Linked DNA regions of Homo sapiens: all the other regions are linked to region 1. A link is a loop called in an ENCODE intact Hi-C map of the cell type or tissue named here. Cell type or tissue: PC-3. All regions are shown on one strand. Each heading gives the region's core, and the rest is flanking DNA. Links, peaks and the distances in the headings are about the cores only.

Region 1 (5,789 bases), core at 1,957-4,456:
TGCTCTAGACCAACTTATATATGTTATATGTGTTTGAGGAAAGCCCTAAAAGGAAAATACCAGATCAACAGTTTTGAGGGTCCCATAGAGACACTTTTTTTTTTCTTTTTCTTTTTCTTTTTTTTTTTAAGACGGAGTGTTGCTCTGTTGCCCAGGCTGGAGTGCAATGGCATGATCTCAGCTCACTGCAAGCTCCGCCTCCCGGGTTCAAGTGATTCTCCTGCCTCAGCTTCCTGAGTAGCTGGGATTACAGGCACCCGCCACCATGCCCAGCTAATTTTTGTATTTTTAGTAGAGACAGGGTTTCACCATGTTGGTCAGGCTGGTCTTGAACTCCTGACCTTGTGATCCACCCACTTTGGCCTCCCAAAATGCTGGGATTACATGTCTTGTTTTTTCTTTTTAGCCCATATCTCTCCAAGAAGAGACACTCCCCCACTGACTTTTATGTATGTAACATTTAAAACTAACATTTCTACTTTTTAAGCAATAAAAGCCACAAAGAGAACTAAACACATACACAGTGCTCACTGTGAGGGTCTTGATCAAACCTTAAATACTTTATGGAAGAAAAGTGCCAATATCCTTGGCCAAATATACTAAAATAAGCATTTAAAATCCCATTAGAGATTTTCTAAATAGTGACTTTGAAAAGGGAGGAAAAATACTTGTGACATTTGAGAACTTAAGAAAATGTGCCCCCTCTCTATGGGGGTGGATTGTTTGTTTACAGGGGAGTGTGGACAGTGGAGTGAGAAAAAACATTACCTGCTGCCAATTATACAGTTTATCTACTGATCTGTCATCATGGATATGCGCAGGGTCTATTTTGGAAGACACTCTTCTATTGTAAGGAAAACAATTGGTTCTTAAGAAAAACTGTTAAAATGGTTGCAAAGAAGATAAAACTTACCAGTAGCCATGGTAACTCTGGGATAGAGGCTGGTCAGGAAAGCACATATATTTACAGAAAAATTAAACTGAAGAATCAATAAGATGCCTAAATTTAATACAGTGTGACATCAAGGCTCCAAGAGAGAACTACTGTCACTGGTAAAAGCAGTCTATTCAATATTGAAATAGTCTCACATTGTGATATCAATCTTTTCTTTTTATTTAACAGCTTCTACCTCAAAGTTCCTGGTGCAAAAATGAAATCAACATCCTTCAGGCTCTGAAAATGAATTGGTAGATTATTCTTTAAATACTTCATTTTCAGCATTCAAGATATCACAGTAAATACTAGAGGAGTTAGCAATACTTTAGTAATGTGTATGAAACACTGGTTCATGCAACATTCCCTGGTTGGACATAAAAGGTGAATAAGACAAAGGCTCTGCTACTGAGGAGCTCAGACGGGTAAATAAACATCACATGGCATTGTGATAAGAACTCGGACAGAACTGTGCATATGGGGTTTCTTAGACACCCTTGATGGTACCTGTGCTTTTGCATAAGAGAATTGAGAAAGGCTTCACAGAAGACGTAAAGATTAAATTGGGTTGAAAATGGGCAGTTGTTTGCCAGATGGAGACCTGGAAAAAGGGGATCTCATTCAGAGTGGGGATAAAATCATGCAGGGGCACAATACAAATGTAGAACAGAATGGACATATCAGATGTTGCAGGGCTGGAGCAGGAGAATAAAACAGGCAGCAAAGTATGTGTTATCCAAGAAAATGATGAGGTGGACTCCAAATGTAGAATATACCTCCTTTAGGATGGTTTAAGCTTTCCATGCTTTGTTTTCACCATTCATAATGGGGATAATGGCAATGAACTACTTCACAAGGATGTAAAACAAAAAATAAAAGCTTGTGACAAAAAGGCCCATTATTACAGATGCTTAGTTGAATGGAAGGGCAAGTTGGTTGCATATTAAAATTCCAATTCCAAGTTTACCAAAGAGCTTTTTATTTCCACCTGAGTAAATAGAGACTTCTCCTTTGTCATTATTACACAACACTTCCTCATCCATTACCTTGTCACTTCCTCCTCACAATAGTCCTTGAAGGTAAGCAGCAGAGTTGTTATTAGTCATTCTTGTTTTATTTACAAGGAAACAGTTATTGGGGTTGACTTACACAATACCCACAACTCAAAATTATTAGAACTAGGATTGGAATTCCCATCTTCTGACTTCCTGTCTCAGGCTCATTTTCACTCTGCAATGCCATTTCTCTTTACATAGAAGAGTTAATTGTGGTATTGCAAGTGTTTACACAAGTGATTTTTCTTAAGGTTTGGAAAAATAAACCTCCTAGTACAATCCAGTACATTGAGTATAAATGCCCTCTCTAAGTATCATCCCACAGCTATCACTCCATAGGAGCTGTTGCCCAGAGGTCTGAGTTTGCAGTAGAATTTGATGAAGAGTAACTTCTCAATTCCCTGGAATTTGAGATGAACAAAAAGGAGTTGTTATAGAAGGTTTTGACAGCAAAGTGTGAAAGAGGAAGGACAAAAGTAACACCGTTAATGACTGCAGACGGTGTTGCTATGGCTGAGGAGGGCCATCCTGGGAAGTATGACTTTCTTCCATTAGCAAAGATAACTTCAGGACAGGGCAACAAGGAAAGGAGAATAGAACTGATGTTTCACTTACAAAAGACTACCCACCCCCCAAAAAAACTAAAACCCCAAACCAAAAAGACACCAGAAGATGGGCTGGTAACCACATAATATACAACATTTCAGACACATAGAAACTCAATGTTAAACCTATGATTTGAACTTCACCTCTTTCATTTCTACATTTTTATAATAGAGTATGGTTTTGAGTGGGGTGTGTGGGGATGGGAACAGTGGTTAGAAATTTGTGTCTGGAAATGTTATAAAACACCTGCCTAAAAATACCCCATGTTGCCCCTCTAAAGGCTCACTCCACATTTTGTAATCATGTGCCGTGTGTCATGAAACAAGTATTTCATTTGGCTTAAGCTTTTGTTTCATGAACTTAAACTCAAGTAAAATAATCAGCTATCAAATATCTGTCCACTAGATGGCTGTGTTACCTTTATAAATACAATATTTTAACCAAGTCAGAATAAAGGAAAAACTGAAAAAAAGTTTCTGCGGGTAAATACCCTTATTTGAAAAAAAAAAAAAAAGTCTATTCATTCTCTTAAGGAGTTTTGATAATTATATCTTTCTAAGGAATCTAAAAGGAGTCATTCAGTTTTTCGGTGAGTGTAATAATCAAACTCGAAGAGGATAAACTTAATCTTGGGAGGTTTGCATAACTGCAACCATTTTTCCTTTTTGGTATTTACAAAATATTCTGAATAGATCCCGGCCCAAAGTCATTTGATTTGGGAATACTTTAGTCTTAAAAACAGGCAGGCATACTGTTATTAACATTGTCATTATCGTTTCCGATAAGAAGTCGTTTTGCATTCCACCGTCTCATGCTGGGATAATACAGAACTTAGGTCATACATTCTTAGAACAAATAAATTAGAAAAGGGTTTTAACTACCAATAGGTAGGAAATATTTTTAATTTACAATATTTTAAAAGAGCCATCCTGAGAATGGATTCTCCACACTATTTCAATTTCTGTTTGGGTGGTACGTGAACATTCATTTCTTCTTTTGACCCATGGAAACTGAAGACAAATTTCTTCATTCTCTGATTCTCTCTCTCAGTTGCCAATTTCTTTCTATATACGCATCTGTTTGAAAAGATGGGTATCAAAAATTCCATCTTTTTATCTATATTCAATTTTCATTTGAAACCCCAAGGCCTGGATTTCCTTCATGGACATATTGATTTGATTTGGAATGCCAACTTCATTTACCAAGTAATTACATGGTGAAAATAGAAATCTACACGGTACGTTTATGTTCAGTTAGATGACCAAAGCTTCTTATTTAGCATAAACAGAGTTTATTTTTCCTTAAAATTAAGAGAATTACAGGTCTGAATACAAAGATATACTTTACATAATACACGCCAGGCCAAGCATGGTGGCTCATGCTTGTAATCCCAGCACTTTGGGAGGCCAAGGTGGGCAGATCGCCTGAGCTCAGGAGTTCGAGACCACCCTGGGTAACATGGTGAAACCCTGTCTCTACTAAAATACAAAAAATTAGTCAGGCATAGTGGCGTGCGCCTGTAGCCCCAGCTACTCAGGAGGCTGAGGCACAGAAATCGCTTGAGCCCCAGAGGTGGAGGTTGCAGTGAGCTGAGATGGCACCACTGCACTCCAGCTTGGGCTACAGAGTGAGACTTCATCTCAAAATAAATAAATAAATAAATAAAAATAAAATAAAAATAAAAAATACATGCCAATCATCAGAATCTTCTATACCTCAGTTCTCACGTTGATTAAAATCCTATTTTAAGCTATTCCTTCAACCCACTGTAATTTTACCTATAATTTATAACTAAGTGAATGCCTTAATGGGAAAGCAAATATCTTAGATGTGAAAAGGCCAAATGGACTTCTATTTAGTTAGGAGCAATAATAGTGTGACTGTTATTAAAATGGCATGCGATCATTTGTGTCAAGTGCATTAATTCAATTGGAGCTCCAGTTTCTGACTTTAGAAGGCTGGGTCCCTATCATAAAAAGGAGAGTGAAAAAGTTAAAACCCTGTTAGTGAATATTCAGAAATATATCTGATAGCTGGCAGGACTGCTCATTCATCTACCCATTCATCCTTTCCCTCGCATTTTCCAGTTAGTGTGTGTGTGTGAATACGTATGGGATGAATGTGCGGGGCTTCCTTGAGAACAGACACCATGGAAGACAACAATCTTGATCTGTAGAGAAACAAAACCCTGCTATATAAAAGTTACAACACTCTGGGAATCCTGCAGCTGTGCAGTGCATGCTCCAGGGCTGCTCTGACGTATACCTGTGCCGATTAATGTGAGGGCTGGGAAGCGCGAAGTGATACAGACTGAAGAAACAGCATCCGCTACCTTAACTGACAACATGCAAACAGAACCTTGCCAAGCCTGCAATAGCCAGATCCTACACAGTCTGGTAAATTCCTCTGGGCCTGAGACTTGTAAAGGGACAGAAATAATACCTATCAATAAAGGATTACGCAGGGATTTGTGTACATGACTAATCGCATTTTACTGAGGAAGAAACCGAGGCTCAGAGGTAGTAAGTAACTTGCCAAAGGTTTCATAGTTACATGTGATAAAACTGGAATGTACTCAGGTCTGTAAAATTCCAGTGCCATGGGTCTTTCCTTATCCCATACAGCCTCTTGAAAGTCAGCTTTCCGAGGAAGACATGCCATTAGAATTTGCGTGTAATTGTCAAATATGGCAAGACTACCTCTAGAACGAAACACATGAAGTTACTGTTCCACTATTACGATGGAATTGGCAGTTAAATGGCTCTGTACTTTTAAATAATCTATATTGCTTTGGCTGCGAGCGGCGGCTGATGCCTATAATCCCAACAATTTGGGAGGCTGAGGCAGGCAGATCACTTGAGGTCAGGAGTTTGAGACTAGCCTGGCCAACATGGTGAAACCCTGTCTCCACTAAAAATACAAAAAAAAATTAGCCAGGTGTGGTGGTGCATGCCTGCAGTCCCAGCTACTCGGGAGGCTGAGGCAAGAGAATTGCTTGAACCTGGCAGGCAGAGGTTGCAGTGGGCCAAGATCGCACCACTGCACTGCAGCCTGGGTGACAGAGCAAGACTCTCTCACAAAAAAAAAAAAGTATATTGCTTTATACACAAAGTGTCAGTGACAGAAATTTGTGTTTCACTTAGGAACAGATATTCCCATGCAAAAAGATGTACATTAATATGTAACATATTAAT
Region 2 (5,789 bases), core at 1,477-3,976, 130 kb after region 1:
TTCAACCTTTGGAACCAAAGAGAAGCATGGGAAAGGTGTCCAGCTTCCCCCGTTCCACACCTGCATGCAGAATCATTGTGGCACTGTGCTTTGTTCTCCAATTCATCAAGTACTCACATTTGTGGTTGCTTCCCCACCACATTTGCAATGGGTCTTTCAGCCCACACCAGTGCTTACCTGTACTATTGCTTTTCAAGTTGGCCTCATCTCTCACTGAGAGCTTCTTTTCTACCAGCAGCTGAAGGCAGGATCTCCCTACTGCCTCCATTAAAAAGTGCTCATTGCAAGAACACATGGACATAGGGAGGGGAACATCACACACCGGGGCCCGTTGGGGAGTAGAAGGGCAAGGGGAGAGATAGCATTAGGACAAATACCTAATGCATGTGGGGCTTAAAACCTAGATGACGGGTTGATGGGTGCAGCAAACCACCATGGCACATGTATACCTATGTAACAAACCTGCACGTTCTGCACATGTATCCCAGAACTTAAAGTATAAACACATAAAAATAAGTGCTCATTGCTAAGTTCTGGCACCTCAGTCCTCTAACTCCTGCCTTGCTTTCCAAAATGTGGTTTGGGGCTGGTCTTTTCTCTGCCCATCACCTTCCCTTGTTCATGAGTCTTGACTCTAATTAGACACTTTGGATGACTACTGTATTAGTCTGTTCTCATGATGCTAATAAAGACATACCCAAGTCTGGGTACTTTATAAAGGAAAGAAGTTTAATTGATTCACAGTTCTACATAGCTGGGGAGGCCTCACAATCATGGTTGAAGATGAATGAGCAGCAAAGTTACATCTTACATGGCAGCAGGCAAGAGAGCGTGTGCAGAGGAACTCCCCTTTATAAAACCATCAGATCTCATGAGACTTATTCATTATCATGAGAACAGCACGGGAAAGACCCACCCTTATGATTCAATTACCTCCCGCTAGGTCCCTCTCATGACATGTGGGAATTATGGGAGCTACAATTCAAGATGAGATTTGGGTGGGGACACAGCCAAAACATATCAGATACCTTAGCTGCAATGATTATTTACTTGGCTTTGACTTCAATTTTTACCAACAGTGGTGGAAGAATAAGGGGTGGTGGTGGACTGAGGCACAGATCAAACAGATAAGATGTCCAGTCTTAGGCTGTTCCTTTCCCGAGTCCATTGAAATAGACTTTTAATTGGTTTTATGCTCTTCAAACTCTCTGTATTGTCTTTCAAAAATATTTTTCCAAATGCAGATGTGAAAATGTCCTCTGCTTAAAAATATTGTATGAATTCCTGTAACGACATATTTTCTTTACAATTCTATTTCATAAAATAATGGCAGGATAGGAATTACCTATCTATGACGTGTCTACCATTCTAAATAAAGTCACTTTTCAAGTTAAGCTTCCTGGTTCTAAGTATTTATATGGAATAATCAAATAGATATACAGATTATTATAAACCCACTTCTGGTATTAACTATGCAGAACATCTCATGATTTCTATCTTGTACAACCTCTATTTATTGGACAATCAATGTAAATAGAGCAGGACAAGAAAGAGGAAGGTCCTACAGTTTAGGAGGACTCCCTATTTTAACTCACCAAGACTTGGTTTTAACAAAAATCAAGTAAATTTGCACATTCTATCATGTCTTCTCTTGAAGAGGGTTTTTAATAGGGCCACTAAAATTCATAGTAGTACTTCTGCAACATAGTACTTTCTGAAATATTCCAATTGTTTTTCTATGTCTATTGTTAATTTTCTCCTTTCAGAGTTTCAGCAGTTCTTGTCACTAAGTGTGAGATCTGTAGAGTGATTGACTGGGTCTAGCACTTCCCCAGTGTGACTTTTCAGAAAAGTGGCAGCCATTTTTGGTTGTGACAGTCCTTCAACGATTATGTGACATGGCCTTGCCTAATATTTCAGATTCTCATAAACAGACTGCACTGGCTATATTCTGTAATCTTAAGCATCAGTCCCAAAAAAGGACTCTGTTGCCTCAGTTTATATTCCTTTGCACACCACCCTAATAAAGCGAGGTTGGTTTTTGTTCTCAAGCAGTGTTTTAATTATATAGTTTGCATTTATAAGAGTAATTGTGACTTAAGTAGATATGAATGATAATCGTTGGTTTCTTTTCCACATTAATCTATCATCTCTCAACTTCATTGATTGGAACATACTAACTTATGAAAAACTCCTCATGATCATGACTTGATCCTCAAACAAACTGCCTTGAAAAGATGACCATGCAGCCTAATGTGAATAGAATGATTTATCAGAACAGTCTATAATCTTGCTAAGCAAGCAGCCAAGTTGGAAAATCTTTTCTGCTTCCTATCTTGTGAAACGAAGGGCCGAAAATCTGTGTGGCCCTGAATGATTTGGGAATCGCAGTAAAATGACCCCAGTGGATGAATGGGGTCATTTTACTGAATGAATAAAATGATGAGTAATACAAAATTGTCCTGTTAAGCTGCTCGTTACCTAGATTCCCTGCTAAGCTGCAGGAAGTCAGCAAGAGTCCTCAGCCACCAGTGCTGAAAAATATTGATGGCCTAAATCATTTTGTGGAGTAAATCTATACATAATTATAGGAGATTGTTTAGAAATTATAGTAATTTGATATTATGTTGATTTTCATGAACATTTAAAAATTAATATAAATATCTTGTGCTGTATGTTTGTTTTCCCGGAATGTACTTGTTAAAAATTAAGCGCTGACTCACAGAAACATCTGGGCAAGAGTGTGGATGACTCAGGACAAACTCATCACTGTTATTGAAACACAGAGAGTATGGCTTCCTGAAAATGAGTTGTGAACATTATATTCTCATAAAATGGGCAGTGGTCTCAACTATTTCTCCACCCTACTCATGCATCTCAGTCCTCCCCACATGATTTGGATAGATGTGCAGCCTTCACCGGTGGAATATTGGCAATAGAATGAAAGCATGCTGCTTTTATCTTAAGCTTTTTGCTTGCATTGTTTAATGACTTTTCACAGTAGTAACCACAGAAACATAATTTCTTTTTACAAATGATACTGATAAAGTCATGAAATAGGAGAATCGTGAATAACATGGAAGGAATACTAATTTTTTTGGTTATTGCTCACCATGGAAATTCAAGAAAAAACAGAGAGGCAGTTCGCCATTTTCATGTAAACTAATCCTAATGATTAACCTTGCTAGTCTCAAGAAAAATTACTGAAAAACTTTATCACTGCTATATCTAAGCCATAGTTTTCATGATAGTGGTTAATGTATAAATAAGATTGCACACACTCTTTTTAGATTGAGTAAAGTACAGAATTGCATAAACATGTCTTTTAAAAATTCTTGTCTTAAATATGTTTCTAATTGTGCGATACTCCTGTGCTTACAGTATTTAGACCACATGTTTAAATCAGAGTTTTTAGTAAGGGATTACAGCACTTCTATTCCAAAGAGTGCTGGCTTTCTTCTTTCCTTTCTTTATAAAGCTTGCCACTGTTTGACACAGGCTGAATCTTTGATGTACATATAAGGTTTGATTTTTACTTTAATGTTTTAGTTTATGATCTATTTTGTACATTGAGGATGACATTCTGGGGTTGAAAAAATGGTGAAGTTATTTCTAGAAAGAAAAAAAGATCCTTCACCCTGGAGCAGCCATTTGGAAATTATTTAATCACACTAAGAGTAACCTTAAAAACATTAGGTTATTTTCAAATGATATTCCCAGAGGTGAGCAGCCAAATTCTCACTAAGAATAAGTTCATCTAGCATTGACGTTGCTTCAGTATCAAAAGCACAAAGTACTACTGAGCCATGACAGTTTCGTTTAACCAATGATTTTAGAGAAATCTGGGTGGTTTTCCATGTGTTGCCTGGTGCTGGGCAGGTTGGCTGTTGCATGTTTGTAAGGTTCAGCTGTGTCCAGAGAGAAATATAAAATAAATTAATTTAATTTAATACTGTCTCTGAATTCTAATAACATAGTGTACTATTTGTTCCTTAAAAATGTGAAAAAAAGTTCCATAAAGTTAGATCCTTAGACAAGTTTGCTATAAAGAGTATAAAAAAACAAATTAACTTGGTCAGAATTTTATAAACAGTGATTTATTTAAAAATTAAACACAAAGAAAATTGCAGCTGAATTTTGCACATGGTCAGGATTTATTAGCAAATAAAACATTATGCCTATATAATAATTGTGAGAATCCTCCTGCATTTGCTGAGGACTTACTATGTACCCACTGTCGCAGTACTTTTGCTGGTATACTTTCCCTTCCATTTTGTATTGGGAGCTTGGTCTTGTTAGTGGGTCTGTATTCTTCTACTCTTTACTTTTTTTTCCCCTAGTTGGTTTACCTAAATGCTTTCTAGGACCTAAGGATGTTGAGGGAGCAGCATCTCTGTGGCCCGGGGCACACAGATTACAGGGTTAACACTTGGTATCTAGTTTATGTCTTGGATTTCAGAGTGAACTTTTCAAGTTTTTATGGACTGTGACCAGCGAAACCGAAATACTAAGATCATTGGCATATTTAATAACAATAATTTTAAGAGAAAAGCTATGGATGGATTCTAGGGTCATAAATTTAGTAGCAATTATTTTTATTTATCCTAATATATAAAGTTTGTGGTTCACTTATTCATTAAACATTGACTTATTATATCTATGTGCCAGATACTGTGTTGGAACCTGCGGACACAAAAATGAGTCCTAATAGACGTCATTTCTGTCATCACAGAGCTCAATGTTGGGGGTCGGGAGAAGACAAGAAACACAGAGAGAAAGACATAACCAAATAACGACACACACACTAATACAAAATTGCATCTCTGATAAATACGTGAAGGAGTGATTCACATGCTTTCAGAGTTCTAATTGTAGGATGTAGCAGACAGAGGAAAGGATGCTCTTAGGAAATGATTTCTGAGCTAAGATCCAAGGAATTATTCAGAGTTAAGTGTGAAAAACGTGGGATGAATCCAGGGAGAAGAACATGTGCAAAGGTCCTGTGGCATGAGAGACAGTGGCAAGAAGAAGGATTGAAAGAAGGCTGGAGTAAATAGCAAAGGAAGAGAGGTTGGAAAAACATGATGCTGGGTTGTTAGGTGGAATCCAAATTGAGATCTTCATAGTTTACATAAAAACATTTCGTTTTGTCTTAAAAATAATAGGTCTTAAAATGGGAGGGTTTTAATTAGAGGTGGGAGGGTGACACAATTAGGTGTAATTTTTTCATAATCACGTTTGAGAGAGACCAGAGTGGATGCTGGTAGACCTGGAGCAATTTAACATAGTTGTCTAGTTGAAAGATGATAGTAGGTTTTACATCTGGTTCTTTAAAAAGTCTACATTTCTTTAAGCACAAATATGAAATGAAATAGTTTTATTTTATCCCCTTACTTCTTTCAGATCTCATTTTCCCATCCCTTAGTGACATCTGAACAGATCCATACCGAGTGCACATGTTTAATCATTTAGTCCAGTTCACGTGGGGCCCATTTAAAACTTCAGTCTCATGTTCACATTCGAATGCTCCTCTCTTCCAACTTTGGCTAAAGAACTTCCAAAAATGACAAAGTGCTATCTGTGCTTCCCTACCTTCTCCCCATTCCACTAGCCATTTCTCCTTTCGTATGTTGAGAACTTGGAGAAGAGATGAAGGGAGAAGGGGTCAGATGCTTTTTCTCTTAGTGGTGATGACGATGCCATCCTCTCTTGACCATCATTGTTTTTCTGGTGAATTCTAATGTGCTTCAAGTGTCCCCTTTGGGACAGCTCCCCAAATGCCGCCATCT
Region 3 (5,789 bases), core at 1,803-4,302, 180 kb after region 1:
CCCAGTCCCTATGTAGCTATTCATCTGATCAGGAATCATTCTCCTTCACAGTTACTAAAAACTGCCTTTGATTTTGATATGTTATTGCCCTTCTGGTATTATGAAGAATAACAGTATAATACCAGAAGGGCAATAATATATCAATATATTCTTTATAAATAAAACAAAATGATATATCATAGATTGTTAACTTCTAGGGGGCAGGGATTATGCCTTCCTCATTATTGAAGTTCATTATCAACTTTAACATCACAAAGGTTTAAACAGTTAATAAAAAACCCTTTCTGTCTTGCTGCTGTATGAATGAGTAGAGCTCCAAGCTGCAGCAAAAACATCATTTCTTTTTTTACAATTGATATCCCTCAATGATCATGTCCAGCATGACTTGGAAAAATGTTAAATATTTTGGAAGTTGAGAGTGAGGAAAATAAAAGAAGGAGTCTGGTGTATAGCAAGGAGTGCAGTTGCTTCTGGAAACCCGTGAGCCTGGAAAGGGAGTCTACTTTGCAGAGAGGTGAATGGGGAGAGGGGGACAACAGAGGAGAAAATGTAGCTCCTTCCTGTTTTTCCTTTCAAATCATCTTGCTGTTAAGCAATAAAAAAATCTAAATTTCCTAATCTGAGTTCAATGACTTACCATGGTATATTCATGCTTGGTTCATTTTCACTGTATATTATAAAATGGACACTGTGTGTTGGTTATTTTAAATTGTGAATATGATGCTGCAGAGTGAAAAATAAGAACAACTGACATACCTGGTTTTCCAAACCAAACAGAGCTCCTACCCTCTTTTCTATATCTAGTAAGTCACTCTGGTGTCCCCTCCTCCCCATCCACTCTGTGATGGAATCCCTATTTCTGACTCTGGCAATCCTGAGATTTGAGTTGCCGTATATCAGGATGCTTGAGCTTTGGCAATTAGCTGTTGGTTCCCACGTGTTGATTATTAAAAGAAGTGAAAATGAGTGTTAATTGCCACTCCATTTAAGAGGTCTAAAAATAACTAATGAAAGTCTTTTCCATAAGGAATATAATGAGATTACCAATTAATTTTATGAAAGCCCTACAGAGGCTACCATATGATTCCTTGAACTGTTTTGTCCGGGTAATGAGGGGTGATTTCCCTTTAAAACTCAGCATTTGTGTTAGAAAAAAAAAGACAATATCCTGAGTTTATTTAAAAAGTAAAGAATGCTAATATCCTAGTGAATTAATATAAATCCTAAAGAAAACATTCATTTCCAATTAGTACAACAGAAAAAAACCACAAAATCCAATTAAACTCAGCTTTCAATTTTTCATTACTGCATATATGTATGTACGTTTATGTAAATATCTGTATATACATACGTGTGTGTGTGTATGTGTGTGTGTGTGTAATACTAGTTTTCTAGTGTTGCCATAACCAAATACCACAGAGTGGGTGACTTAAAAAACAGAAATTTGTTTTCTCACAATTCTGGCAGCTGGAAGTTCCGGATCAAGGTGTCGACTGGTTTGATTTCTGAAGCCTCTTGCCTTAGCTTGTAGATGGCTGTCTTCTCCCTTTGTTTCCAACATGGTCTTCTCTTTGTTCGTGTCTGTGTTCTAATCTCCTCCTGTTGTAATGACACCCAGTCACAGTGGATTAGGATTCATCCTGAGGACCTCGTTTTAACCTAATCACCTTTATAAAGACCTTATCTCCAAATACAGTCACATTCTGAGGTACTGGGGATTAAGACTTCAAGGTATATATTTTGCGGAGATGCAATGCAGCCCATAACATATAGTTCCTCAAAACTCACTTATCTTGAATTCTTTTTGCTTCCTCAAGAATTTACTTATTATTTTATAAGGTGCAATATAAGTAAATGGGACAAAATTGTAAGAGGCATAAAGTATCTGGACTCTCTTTCAAAGACCACCAGCACTCATCCTCAGAAGCAGCCACTGTTATCAGTCGCTTGTTTAATCTTCCAAGAGATGTCTGTGTGTGTCCATGTATTATTAGGTAGAAGCAAGCAGGATGCAGAGGAGTGCGCATAGTGTTTCTATGTGTATTTTAAAAATAAAATACCTACAAGTATATATGTATATGTGTTTACGTATATGTTGAATTATGTTGCCATGGTTTTATAATTTAAAACAATTTAAATGTTTGATGCATTTGGAATTTATTTATGTTTAGGCATCGTTTGGATCCCACTGACATATATATTTCCAAGTATTTATCTCACTGTCTCAAAACTGTTTGCTTGAGTAATCTATCTTTCCTCCATCATTTGGGATTCTACCTTTATCATGTACTGAATCCCTATATGTGTTTGGATCTTTTTATGAACTTTTTCTTCCAATTTGTGGAGAGACAGTTGTCCCCTGCTATCCCCGATAGCTCTCTCTGCATTGCCTGACAGCACACTAGTGGAGACCTGTGGCTTCTCTTCCTCCTGGTATGAAGGGTTCACTTGGCTTCAATTTTCCACAAGGTCTTCGGGTGCTTCTAGCACAATTGTGCAGCTTCTTTGGCCAGACAGCATCTATATCAACCTACAGGAATGAGAGCAGCAGGCTGGTAAGGTCTTACTGTCAGAGCACATTCCAGGATAAAAGTGTAACTTGCCCAGCCCAAGTTTGTGTCTCCATGGGATTGGGAGAGATGGGAAACATCTGTGTCCTCTTCCTGTGGGTTCCCACTCACACTCTGTGATGTTTGTAGAAATAGCCCCAGACCTTCTCACAACACTGTTGATTTCAAATAAGATTGGAATTTTGTAGCTTTATATTTGAATATGTTCTAAAGTTAGTCTTCCCCTTATTATTCTGTTTTTCAGATTTTCCTGTTTTCACTTATTTTCTTCTATAGTTCCAAGAACATTAATTTATAAAATATTCTCTCTTTATAGAGTAGATGTTTATTCTCTCTGTCTATGAGACAGCTTAAGGGTTTGAGACTGACTCTCACTAAGAGAAATATAAAAACAAGAGGCTGGGGCTGCCTCTGCTTGATAATGGAGTAAAGGCGCCTGCATGGAGAGACATTTACTGTTCTGTAGATAACAGTGCAGTGATACAGGTGTCTCGGGACCAGATGTGACTCCTGTGAAAGGGACATAGCATGAGGTTATCTTGAAAGGAATCTCACTGGACAGCACTGCTTGGAGGGAAGATGTGACCCTGAGTGGGTGGGTCGCAAGGGCCCAACACCCGAGGAAGTGATCATTAAGTTGACAGTCAGAGGCAAGGCACTGCCCTCACGAAGAGGATGTGCCTGCAATGAGGTTTTCTGTTTCCTCATTCCAAGTCCATTTGCAGCTCTTCAGCCTCAGCGCCTGTGTGCTGTACTACTGTGCATTGGGAGAACCAGGGCAACAATCTTAATGGCATTTGTAGAATTGCATTTAGGAGTTGGAGCCCTCTCCAATTGCTCTTACATGGGATATTCTCACACGTTCGTAGATCATCCCCTAGTGGAATCAGTTATCTCATGTTCCCTGCTTTTAGTCAAGAGGCAGGCACCACCATTGGCCGCCTTCTGTGAGTGTGCAGAGATACAGACAGAAGGATCAGGAAAGTAGACAAAGGTCCTTTAGCTCACAAATGCTGTCATAATCTAGGCATTTATAGGCCTTAAGTTGTAAAATTTGAAACGGTGGTATTTATGTTGTTCAAATATTTTTTATTTTTTAAAACTTGACTGATTTATCAATTACTAAGACCCATGTTAAAAATTACCTTATGATGGTGAATTTGTCAATTTAGCATTGCATTTTTGCAATACAAATGACCAAATTGCCCACACAAGATACAGAAACTGATACTTCAGAAAAATTATTTTTACAAAGGAACAATAGCCAATTATGGCAGTGTTTTATAAATTATTCTGAGGCTGGGCACAGTGGCTCATGCCTGTAATCTTTGGGAGGCTGAGCCGGGCAAATCACCTGAAGTCAGGAGTCTTGAGACCAGTCTGGCTAACATGGTGAAACCCTGTTTCTACTAAAAATACAAAAAATTAGCCAGGTGTGGTGGTGGGCACCTGTAATCCCAGCTACTTGGGAGGCTGAGGCAGGAGAATCACCTGAACCTGGGAGGCGGAGGTTGCAGTGAGCTGAAATCGCACCATTGCACTCCAGCTTGGACAACAAGAGTGAAACTCTATCTCAAAAAAAAAAAAAAAAAATTACTCTGGAGTTGGAAAAAATAATGAACATTTAAAAATCTTTTTATGAAATTAGATGATTGACACTGAAACCTAAAGATAAGGTAATACAAACAAAACACAAACAAAATAAAACTATAGTTCAGTTTAATTATAAATAATTAAGGTTAATTATAAATAAATATAAGGTTAAAAAATTCTAAATTTAGCAAACAGTGCATCAACACATTAAAAGATGATTTCATCATAAATACATCCATTATAGAACTAATAAGATAGTTCAACATTAGGAAATAAATGAATAAAATTCATATTAATAGAAAAAAATAGAAAAAACAGAGATAAGTTAACATTTACTAAAAAAGGAATAAATATGTTCATGATACTTCACACTTTAATATGTTAAGTTGTACATCTGTCTATTCTTTATCTAAATTTGTATTTGCTTTGCATTTTACTGAATGGACTAAACTCAAAGAGGTACAAGTAGCAAATGTGTTTGTCTCTTTGCCCTCAAACATTTTCTGCCTATTTCTCCTTTCCCCATTTCTTTAATAGTATTTGAGGCCGATCCATCCACTTAGAGGTATTAAGGTTTCCAATCAGGTTCAAGCTTACATCGGATGGAAGCCTTCTCCTTCTCTCCAGCTCAAGCCCCAGCTATCATTAGTGGGCCTGCAGCAGAGAAGAGTGGGAGGAAGTCTGTTTATTCTGTTCTTGCTTGCTTTTCACTTCCACTTTCCCATCATTTCGATGCTTCCAAGTTTCCCTTTCTTCCTTGGTTACCAAATCCAGGGCATCCAAGTTGAACTCTCCCAAGAACTCTTTTACCAGTTGACTTTGGCGCACTGGTGTGGAAATAAACATCAAGCCAGGGAGGGAGGTGCCAACTTCTCATTCTTACAGAAAACTTCCATCTCTTCAAGCAGATCTCTTGGAGAGCCCTCTTTTGGAGCTCTCTGTGAGCAGGGGGCAGCATCTCTCCTCTTTTCTTCATCCATAGGCCAAAAACCTACTTCCAGCACAGGTTCTTTCTTCTAGACATACCTCAGTCTTCTGCTGATATGGGCTGGACAGGGTGACAACCGGTTGCATTGCTGGACAATCCCTGGAGAGATAGGAGTGGCAGCTTCTTGATCACTCCCTAGAATGCAGAATTCCTACCTACTCCTCTGCTTTGAGGTTTAGACAAAATTTTAAGAACAATAAATTTCTCATTATATAACTTATTAGGTATATATAGTCCTGGGTTTTCTAGAGTTTAAATCCTGATCTGTGGGCTGTTTTCTAGTTTCTGGACAAAATTTGGGGCAGGCAACTTCATAATTTTTTGTCATTTAAAGATGGTTTTGGCATAGTTTCATAATTACATAAATTTTATATCACAATTTCAGCCTTATCTCATTCAAAGCTTCCCTCAGGCCCAGCACGGTGGCTCATGCCTATAATCTCAGCACTTTGGGAAGCCAAGGTGAGAGGATTCCCTGAGACCAGGAGTTCTAGACCAGTCTGGGCAACATGGTGAAAACTTATCTCTATAAAAATTTTAAAAATTAGCTGGACGTGGTGGTGCATACCTGTAATCTCAGCTACTTGGGAGGTTGAGGTGGGAGGATTACCTGAGTCTGGAGTGGTCAAGTCTGCAGT

Evidence for each region. A loop is a pair of places that touch in the nucleus more often than their neighbours do. Peaks named below come from ENCODE experiments on the same cell type or tissue, not always from the same donor. Only the 100,000 strongest peaks of a DNase experiment are listed, where the experiment ranks them.
Region 2: it touches region 1 in a loop (9-fold over the local background); 2 of 110 quality-filtered maps call a loop at or near these places.
Region 3: it touches region 1 in a loop (2.6-fold over the local background); 4 of 110 quality-filtered maps call a loop at or near these places.

Annotation. Positions count from the first base shown.
Region 1 is chr6:153,029,481-153,035,269 of GRCh38, forward strand. All of the region lies in intron 2 of RGS17 (regulator of G protein signaling 17), which reads right to left. Among named protein-coding and RNA genes, the nearest start is that of MTRF1L, 30 kb to the left of the region's middle. In PC-3, for the core only: a CTCF peak has its summit at 3,003 (motif pointing right); a DNase peak (open chromatin) is centred at 2,001; H3K27ac peaks cover 927 bases.
Region 2 is chr6:153,164,743-153,170,531 of GRCh38, forward strand. No RefSeq gene overlaps it. Among named protein-coding and RNA genes, the nearest start is that of RGS17, 36 kb to the left of the region's middle. In PC-3, for the core only: no CTCF peak of the experiment used is centred there; DNase peaks (open chromatin) are centred at 2,459 and 2,759; H3K4me3 peaks cover 1,674 bases; H3K27ac peaks cover 2,442 bases.
Region 3 is chr6:153,212,001-153,217,789 of GRCh38, forward strand. No RefSeq gene overlaps it. Among named protein-coding and RNA genes, the nearest start is that of RGS17, 84 kb to the left of the region's middle. In PC-3, for the core only: no CTCF peak of the experiment used is centred there; no DNase peak of the experiment used is centred there.